Linked DNA regions of Homo sapiens: regions 2 and 3 are each linked to region 1. The links are chromatin contacts, found by Hi-C or POLR2A ChIA-PET in ENCODE. All regions are on one chromosome and are shown on one strand. Each heading gives the region's core, a stretch centred on a gene start or an enhancer-like site at or near the end of the contact. The rest is flanking DNA. Distances are from core to core; before and after follow the strand shown. Region 1 has its middle 19 kb from the start of ARPC3. Region 2 overlaps HVCN1 (hydrogen voltage gated channel 1). Region 3 has its middle 36 kb from the start of ATP2A2.

The links. A loop is a pair of places that touch in the nucleus more often than their neighbours do. ChIA-PET counts read pairs that join two places held with the same protein, here RNA polymerase II (POLR2A). Pooled maps may share reads with other maps.
Region 2: a loop to region 1 is called in a pooled map, with 2.8 times the contacts of the local background. The contact joins two enhancer-like sites. A Hi-C loop is called at or near these places in 5 of 50 pooled maps. POLR2A ChIA-PET finds 5 or more read pairs at or near these places in 8 of 52 experiments (CD8-positive, alpha-beta memory T cell, GM12878, H1 and 5 more).
Region 3: a loop to region 1 is called in a map with no recorded cell type, with 7 times the contacts of the local background. The contact joins two enhancer-like sites. A Hi-C loop is called at or near these places in 1 of 37 single-sample maps with no recorded cell type and 7 of 50 pooled maps. POLR2A ChIA-PET finds 5 or more read pairs at or near these places in 3 of 52 experiments (BJ, WTC11 and activated T-cell).

The regions. Positions count from the first base shown.
Region 1 is chr12:110,430,312-110,433,351 of GRCh38, forward strand. It overlaps the pseudogene HMGA1P3. Among named protein-coding and RNA genes, the nearest start is that of ARPC3, 19 kb to the right of the region's middle. RefSeq lists an enhancer at 1,426-1,535. Within about 2 kb of position 1,505, at least 18 of the 41 ENCODE cell types and tissues checked have a DNase peak (open chromatin) inside an H3K27ac peak, as active enhancers do; they include GM12878, where a contact is called at or near this core.
Region 2 is chr12:110,667,582-110,670,621 of GRCh38, forward strand. The region is part of intron 3 of HVCN1 (hydrogen voltage gated channel 1); the gene reads right to left. LOC124903017 (a long non-coding RNA gene) reads left to right here. Exons shown (of 2, transcript XR_007063460.1): 2 at 2,540-3,040. Among named protein-coding and RNA genes, the nearest start is that of HVCN1, 20 kb to the right of the region's middle. RefSeq lists enhancers at 1,441-1,540, 2,591-2,730. Within about 2 kb of position 1,655, at least 5 of the 41 ENCODE cell types and tissues checked have a DNase peak (open chromatin) inside an H3K27ac peak, as active enhancers do; they include GM12878, where a contact is called at or near this core.
Region 3 is chr12:110,244,121-110,247,160 of GRCh38, forward strand. No RefSeq gene overlaps it. Among named protein-coding and RNA genes, the nearest start is that of ATP2A2, 36 kb to the right of the region's middle. Within about 2 kb of position 1,536, at least 7 of the 41 ENCODE cell types and tissues checked have a DNase peak (open chromatin) inside an H3K27ac peak, as active enhancers do.

The DNA.
Region 1 (3,040 bases), core at 255-2,754:
GTGATGGCTGGGATGCTTCTTGGAACCGCGCCAGCGCGAGAAATAGCCCTGGCTCGGAGTCCCAATTAGAGGACGGCTGAACTATTTTCAGTGTGTGCGTGTGTGTGTGTGTGTGTGTGTGTGTGTGTGTGTTCCCAGCATTCAACAATATGAAGTTGAGTTGCTTGATCAAAAATAATAAAATCTGGAGGCTGGGAGCAGTGGCTCACGCCTGTAGTCCTAGCACTCTGAGAGGCTGAAGCAGGAGGATCACTTGAGCCCAGGAGTTCGAGATCAGTGTGGGCAACATGGTGAGACCCCATCTTTATTTAAAAAAAAAAAAAAAAAAAAAAAAAGGCCGGGCGCGGTGGTTCACACCTGTAATCCCAGCACTTCAGGAGGCCGAGGCGGGTGGATCACGAGGTCAGGAGATTGAAACCATCCCGGCTAACACGGTGAAACCCCGTCTCTACTAAAAATACAAAAAATTAGCCGGGCGTGGTGGCGGGCGCCTGTAGTCCCAGCTACTCGGGAGGCTGAGGCAGGAGAATGGCATGAACCAGGGAGGCGGAGCTTGCAGTGAGCCGAGATGGTGCCACTGTACTCCAGCTTTGGCGACAGAGTGAGACTCCGTCTCAAAAAAAAAAAAAAAAAAAAAAAAAAAAAAAGAAGGGGAAGAAAATAAAAATCTGAGAACTATTACTAAATTACCTTGTCTAAAAAGTCAACATTATAATTGTTTTTAATGTCAGCATTACATTTCAATTAAAGCTGTATTTTAAAGTTCATACTATTGGACCGGGCGTGGTGGCTCACGCCTGTAATCCTAGCACTTTGGGAGGCTGAAGCGGGTGGATCACCTGAGGTCAGGAGTTTCAGACCAGCCTGGCCAACATGGTGTAACCTTGTCTCCACTAAAAATCCACAAATTAGCTGGGCATCGTGGCGCACGCCTGTAATCCCAGCTATTTGGGAGGCCGAGGCAGGAGAATCGCTTGAACCTAGGAGGTGCAGGTTGCAATGAGCTGAGATTGCGCCACTGCAATCCAGCCTGGGTGACAGAGCAAGGCTCTATCAAAAAAAAAAAATCAGACTATATTCATGTATAATTTATAATAAATCATTTGGAAATTGTCCTCTTGCATATATTAAAAAACAAAATATAACAAAACAAAACACCTACCACGATAAAGTCCCAAGGGGAAATGGTCCAGAAGCTAGTTCCAGCGCCTGTGGCCCGTGCGCCCCCTGCTGGCAGTAACGGAACTGGGAACAGGACCCAGAGTAAGCTGGTTTTCTATCATGATGGTTCCACAATTAAAAAAAAAAAAAAAAAAGGGGCCGGGCACGGTGGCTCACGCCTGTAATCCCAGCACTTTGGAGGGCCAAGGCGGGCGGATCACGAGGTCAGGAGATCGAGACCATCCTGGCTAACACGGTGGTCTCTACTAAAAATACAAAAAAGTTAGGGGGGCGTGGTGGCGGGCGCCTGTAGTCCCAGCTACTCGGCAGGCTGAGGCAGGAGAATGGCGTGAACCCGGAAGGCGGAGCGAGGCGGAGCTTGCAGTGAGCCGAGATCGCGCCACTGCTCTCCAGCCTGGGAGACAGAGCGAGACTACGTCTCAAAAATATATATATATCTATATAGATCTCTACAGATATCTAGATATCTATCTATATATATAGATATTTATCTATAGATATATCTACATATCTATATATAGATCTATATATCTACATATCTATATATAGATATATCTATATAGCTCTATATATCTACATATCTATATATAGATCTATATCTATCGATCTATATATCTAGATATATAGATCGATAGATCTATATCTAGATACATATCTAGATATATAGATCGATAGATCTATCTCTAGATATCTATAGATATCTCTAGATATCTAGATATGTCTATAGATATATATACATACATACATATATTTGGCTGGGCGCGGCGGCTCACGCTTATGCCAGCACTTTGGGAGGCCAAGGCAGGCGGATCACTTAAGGTCAGAAGTTTAAGACCAGCCTGGCCAACGTGGTGATATGTTTAAAATAAAATTTTTTTTTCTTTTTTGAGACAGGGTCTCAACTCTGTCGCCCAGGCTGGAGTGCAGTGGTGCGATCATGGCTCATAGCAGCCTCGACCTCTAGCCACCAGGCCTGGCCCCAAACCTGTAATCTTGAAATGAATCAGGGTGGCTTTCTCTCCTTTCTGACATGTCTGTAACCCCTGTGGCAGAAGTTCCAACCCAAACACCAAAACTCTGATTCTGGGTTAAGAATTTTAATTTAGGACAGGTGCAGTGGCTCATGCCTGTAATCCCAGTGTTTGGGAGGCTGAGGTGGGTGGATCACTTGAGTCCAGGAGTTTGAGACCAGCCTGGACAACACAGCAAAACCTTGTCTTGCTGGGCGCTGTGACTCACACCTGTAATCCCAGGACTTTAAGAGGCCGAGGTGGATGGATCACTTGAGGTCAGGAGTTTGAGACCAGCCTGGCCAATATGGTGAAGCCCCGTCTCTACTAAAAATACAAAATTAGCCAGGCGTGGTGGCACAAGCCTGTAATCCCAGTTACTCAGGAGGCTGAGGCAGGAGAATAGCTTGAACCTGGAAGGCAGAGGTTCCAGTGAGCCAAGATTGCACCACTGCACTCCAGCCTGGGAGACAGAGAGAGACTCAGTCTCAAAAAAAAAAAAAAAAAGCAAAAAACAAACCAAACCAAAACAAAAAACACAAAAAAACATGATACCCCATCTCTACCAAAAATACAAAATTAGCTGGGCCTGGAGATGTGTGCCTGTAGTCCCAGCTACTGGGGAGGCTAAGGCGAGAAGATTGTTTGAGCCCAAGAGGTCGAGGCTGCAGTGGGCCGTGTTCATGCCACTGCACTCCAGCCTGGGCAACAGTGATACCCTGTTTCAAAAACAAACAAACAAACAAATTTTAATTAAACAAACAAAACCCCCCACGACACACCACCACCACTCTTTTGGCTTCAGGACTGTCCTTCTGTTTATCTATGGAGTAGGTTTTCACATATCC
Region 2 (3,040 bases), core at 405-2,904, 240 kb after region 1:
ATCACGCTCAGCTAATTTTTTGTATTTTTTTGTAGAGGCAGGGTTTTGCTATGTTGCCCAGGCTGGTCTCAAACTCCTGGGCTCAAGTGATCCACCCGCCTCGGCCTCCCAAAGTTCTGGGATTACAGGCATGAGCCCATGCCTGACCCCATACTTTCCTTTGGAAACACCTTACCTGGCAGACAAGAGCAGCCTGTCCTATTTCTCAGTAGTGTGGGAACCTCAAGGTACTTTGCAAAAACCGCATTTATATTTTACAGAAGAGGAAATTTTTCTTTCTGAAACCTTGCAACTGGTGAAGAAGCAACTTTTAGTAATTTGGGATGAAAATATCTAGGGCACTCAGCAGAGCAGAAAACATTTCTGGTTTTCAGTCAAAAGTCTGTCATGCCAGAAGCAGAAAAGCTCCAGAAAAGGGCAAAGATAGGGTTGATCAAGAGAATGTGGTGGGCCTCAGCAGCTTCACCATGCACTCCAGACTCCTAGCATTCATGGACAGACTGATCCTGCCACCACGCCCGGCTAATTTTTGTAATTTTAGTAGTGTGGCGTACAGAGCACCTGCCTCGGTGCCTGGCTCAGAGCAGCCCCCAGCTCTGGAAGTGCCAGCTATGATCATCCCTTAACAACAAAAACTCACCTGGGCATGGTGACTCACATCTGCAATCCCAGCACTTTGGGAGGCCAAGATGGGCAGATCACTTCAGGTCAAGAGTTTGAGACCAGCCTGACCAACATGGCGAAACCCCATCTCTATTAAAAACAAACAAAAAAATAGCCAGGCGTGGTGGTGGGCACTTGTAATCCCAGCTACTTGGGAGGCTGAGGCATGAAAATTGCTTGAACCTAGGAGGCAGAGGTTGCAGTGAGCCAAGATCATGCCACTGCACTCCAGCCTGGGTGACAGAGTGAGACTGTCTCAAGAAAACAAAACAAAAAACCCCAAAACTCTTCTCCTCCAGCTTCATCACCATCCTTGGATATTTCATTTCTCTGCCCACTGCCTGCCTCTGCATCCCTCAGGCTGTTAAGTTACATGAGCTGATACAGCCGCTTTGTGGCTTAAGTGACACTGAGCTGTGTTTCTGTCACTTATAACCCCAAAAGTCTACAGGTGGAGTTGCTGATGCGGGACACCCCCACAGCTCCATCTCCCATGCAAGAATCCTTGCTGTCCCCACTGTACCCTGATGCTCCTCTGCGGTCACCTTTCCATATCAAAACCTGTGACCGTGGCTCCAACCTGCCTGACGGTCCCACACTCTTTGACGCTGTTGAATCTGCTGTGCTTGGCAATCTCGCCCCCTGCTTCTCCTGCTATCTCTGGCCACCCTCCTCAGCTTCCTGTACCATGTCCCTGCCCCATACCAGGAGTCCTGGAGACCTCAGCCTTGACCCTGTCCTTGGGCCGGTGACTCTCTCTTTGGGGGCCTTAGCACAGCTGTGTTCTCGGTGCCGTTCACGTTCAAATCAAAGACTCCAGTCTGATGTTCAAGATCCTGCTGGGTCATTGGTTTGCTGTGACCCAACTGACCTGATTTCTTACCTTTCTCTCCCAGTCCACTCCTCCTTCCACATCCCCTAGGGCACGCTGTCACTTACCTGGCTGCCCAGGCCAAGAACAGAAAATCGTCCTTGGCTCCTCCTTCTCCCTCACACCCCATCGGTTTCACTTCCTGAACCTGGCTGGCACTCCATCGTCCCCTCTCCCTCACCAGAACCTGCCCTGACCCTCCCTCCACCTGCCTGCAGCCAGGGTCCTCCTTCTCCAATGCCAACCTGACTGTGTCCCTGCTGTGCAGCGACCTCCATGCCCACAACTGCCTTCAGGATCGAGTCCCAGCTCTCTTGGCTTCCCCAGGCCCTGGTCTCCCTGCCAGCCTTATTCCTTCCTAGCACCCTGCCTCTGCCAGCCTCCAGCCACATGGAACTTGCAGTTCTAGAGCGGACCACGCTCTCTTGCTTCCAGGACTCCGCATGGCCTGTCCCCATCCCATCTATCTTCCAGGTCTTACACCTAGATTTTACCTTCCCTGGGAGGCCTTCTTTAATTCTCCCTCACCCCAGTTGGGGTGTACGTCACACTGTCTTAACAACCACTGAGACACTGTCCCCACCACATTGGGCTGTGAACGCTGGGAGGGCAGAGACTCTTCCTCAGTCACAGGGAGAGGCTCAAGAAGTGGTTAAGAGGCCGGGCGCGGTGGCTCAAGCCTGTAATCCTAGCACTTTGGGAGGCCGAGACGGGCAGATCACCTGATGTCAGGAGCTCGAGACCAGCCTGACCAACAGGGTGAAACCCCATCTCTACTAAAAATACAAAAATTAGCCAGGCATGGTGGCACATGCCTGTAATCCCAGCTACCTGGGAGGCTGAGGCTGCAGTGAGCCAAGATTGCGCCCCTGCACTCCAGCCTGGGTGACAGAGCGAGACTCCATCTCAAAAAAAAGAAAAAAGAAATGGTTAATAAATGAATGGATTAACAAAATCTTAGGCACTACTCCTTCAAGGTAAACATATTGCTGACCTCTTTTACAGGTATTAGACCAGAAAAACTACCATCTGGGAGAGAAGGGGAAAGTGAAAAAGACAGACCTAGAAGCGAAGGAGAGAAAAGCATTTTGTGGATGCCTATTTTTACAGGCTCAGAAGCCGCCATCTGTGGGAGGGGGAAAGTCCCTAGTTCATTGTTATCTGACAATCGGAGAAAAAGGTACTTTTTAAGAAAGTCAGCCAACTCCCAACTCCCATGGCCTGATGTCCCTTCAGTTTGCATTTCCCTGTTCCCTCCCAGAGCTATTTTGGGGGACTTGATTTGCATATTAACCACCCTCACCCCAAAACTCTAAGACACAATGGCAGCAACGTGTATTACTATGGTTGCTTATTTTATCACACCTCATATCATCTCAGCATGCTGCTAACTTCCTTCCATGCACTATTTCATTTCAATTCCTAACAACCCTGAGGTTGAGGCCATCCTTTAGGGTCCTGGTGAGGGGGGGCCTTGTCCAAGGTCACACACTGTGGGGAACTGGA
Region 3 (3,040 bases), core at 286-2,785, 190 kb before region 1:
CAGGTGCGGTGGTGCACACCTGTAATCCCAGCTACTCGGGAGGCTGAGGCAGGAGAATCACTTGAAACCGGGAGGCAGAGGTTGTGGTGAGTCAAGATCACACCACTGCACTCCAGCCTGGGCAACAGAGTGAGACTCCGTTTCAAAAAAAAAAAAAAGAAAGAAACCCCATCTCTACTAAAAATACAAAATCAACCAGGTATGGTGGCACACGCCTGTAGTCCCAGCTACTTGGGAGGCTGAGGCAGGAGAATCGCTGGAACCCAGGAGGCAGAGGTTGCAGTGAGCCGCGATCACGCCTCTGCACTCTGGCCTGGGCAACAGAGAGAATCTCTGTCTCAAAAAAAAAAAGAAAGAAAGAAATGAGGGTGGCTCTGCAGAAGTCTCTCTGCGTGAAAGGGCAGTGGAGATCGCCCACAGTGTGTGGAGCTGCTGGCGTTCATGCCGAGCCGTGGGCCCTCATAGAGCTGGTCCTGAAGGTTCAGCAGCTGTTCGGCATAAGCCACTTCAATCCGCTGGCAGTGAGTTTGGAGAATCTTTTAGCTTTGCTCCTAAAGGTAGATTCCAGGCGGTCTCAGAAGAATGATAAAGGGAGGGAGAAACAGGGCAGATGAATAAGAAAAAAGCTAGAAAAAGATTTGTATTGATGCTAGAAAAAAATGAAAGCTCTTTGTGGGTTTATTTATGCAAAGTAGAGTGCAAATACCTTGACTTGGCTGTTATTTAGGACCTTCCCTCCTCCCCTGATTACCTTCCAAACTGACACACACACCCCAGAGCAATTCAGAGCTCTGGTCTGGAAAATCTTCCCACTGAGGCGTCAGTAGCTTGCCCTGTGATGACAGGTTTAATGGTTTTCTATCTCTGCATTCCACTAGGACCACCTACCCAGAGGCCACGCCCTACTGACCCGGTTAGCCAGAGCCTGAGACTAAGCGTGAGCACACAGAGGGCAGTACCAGTGCAGGCGCCGGGAGAGCTGCGTTTTGCTTTGAGTGAATCGCTCTGGTTGGCTGTGTGGCCATGTCCATGTTGCTTGCCCTCTCTGTAATTCAGGGTCCCAAATTATATAATGGGACTGATGGTTCTTGTCTCCTAGAAATGTCATGAGAACAGAGTAAATTATTGGTCTTCACCTTTTTTTTTTTTTTTTGAGGTAGGATTTCCTAGGCTCTCTTATACCAGAGAAGAAAATGTCCTTAGAAGACATTTAATCAGAGAATAGACAGAGAGAAGGCAAACTTGCTCACAACCTGCCTTGAAGTCTCTTACATGTCTCCTTCCAGAGAAGTCCAAGGGAATCTTCAGTAATTGCTGGACAGCAACCTGGAGTAGGGGGTGGAGGTGATGTATTTTTCTTTCTTCCAGTTTCCCCTTCCAGTCTGATCTCTCTTTGAGTGACACTGATTGGGGTGGGCCAAGGGTCATGGGTGAAAACGTCCCCGCTGCTCAGGTCTGCTTATTGGATAATACACCCATCAGCCTGCCCTCTCCGTGGGCAAAGCCCCAGCCTTTGTATTGATGTGTGTTTGATTGTTTAAAGGCAGCCCTGCTGGCTCAGTGCCCCCTGCTGGCCTCCATCTGTGGCAAAGAGCACACAGCCAGAGAGCAGCAGTCACTGAGGGCAGGGCCAGGGCAGCACCAGGCTTCCCAGTCACCTGCCTGCAGTGCCCAGGAACTCACTGTCAACTCCTTGTCCTTATGAAAGTTCCTCGGGTTCTCCTTTTCATGATTGTATTAATCTCCTGTTGTAACAAATCACCACAAATCCAGTAGCTTAAAACAACATGAATGCATGATCTTCCATTTCTGGAGGCCAGAAGTGCAAAGTGGGTCTCACAAGGCTAAAATCAAGGTGCTGGCTTGGCCGTGTTCCTTCTGGAGGCTCTAGAGGAGAAGCCATTTCCTTTTCTTTCCCAGCTTCTAGGGGCTGCCCATATTCCTTGGCTTGTGGCCTCTTCCTCGTCTTCAAAGCCCGTCGCTCCAGCCTGTTTCTGTCCTCACGTGTCCTCCCCAACTCTGACCCTCCTGCCTTCTTCCTGTAAGAACCTTATGATTAAGTTGGGCCCCAGCCCTGTCTGTCCTTGGGTTTCTAAGGATTTCTCAGGAATGGAAGTGCTGTTCCTTGTCAGCTGGGAGCCAGTGGGATAAGTGCATTGATTAGGAAGTTTCCTGAGGACAGGAGGCACCCAACCTTACAGGCCTTTGACACCCTCCCGCCCAAAGCAGTTGATGACCAGTGAGAGGACTGAGAGTCCAGAAATAAAAAGAAGCGGGACCCCATATGTCTGGATTATAAGAAACTCAATTGATAAGGATGAGAGCAGGCAAACGGGCTGATGTCACACACAAGCAGCCTGATCAACGACCTTCTCCCTTGCCCCAATTCTGGAATCACTTCACCAAAGCACCACCATGCTTTCCATCTCTTAATGCCTTTATTTTTAGTTTGGGGTATTTTCTATTGTTTGAAGGTTGCCTTGCAACCCGTTCGCCTGGAGGGTTTAAACAATATAGAGTTTCTTTGCTGAGCAGCAACAGTAGCCAAGAGAGACTGAATATAAACTTTTAAGTCTATTTTCTCAGGGTTCCTCCATCAGGAATGGCTTTAAACAGAAGAGCGCACTCCCCTGGCTTGCCTCTCCCTGGGGGAGGGGAGAAGGGTAGCTGATGGAGAACATTTTGTGTTCTCTTATCTTTCATCCTAGTGGAAGGGGATAAGCACCAGAATAGGAAAACAAAATATCTGGCTATTAATATACTCTAAGTCCTCCAGCACATGGATTGGGTTTGTTTATTTGTGAAAGGGAAGGATGCTTTTCTCTGACCTTTGTAAGCGCTTCTGCCAGCTGGGAGGGCCCTGGCAGAGGGAGTGCCCTCCATAAGGTGAAGGGGCCAGGGGGCCAGGGCCTAGCTTCCTAGGAAAAGAGAAAACCCTCAGACTTTTCTCAAGAAAAGTTGCTTTTCAGGATCAACCTGCTTCAAGCCCCAGCAGTGTCATCCAGGAAAAAAAGAGAGAGAGAGAGAGAGCAAGCAGGAG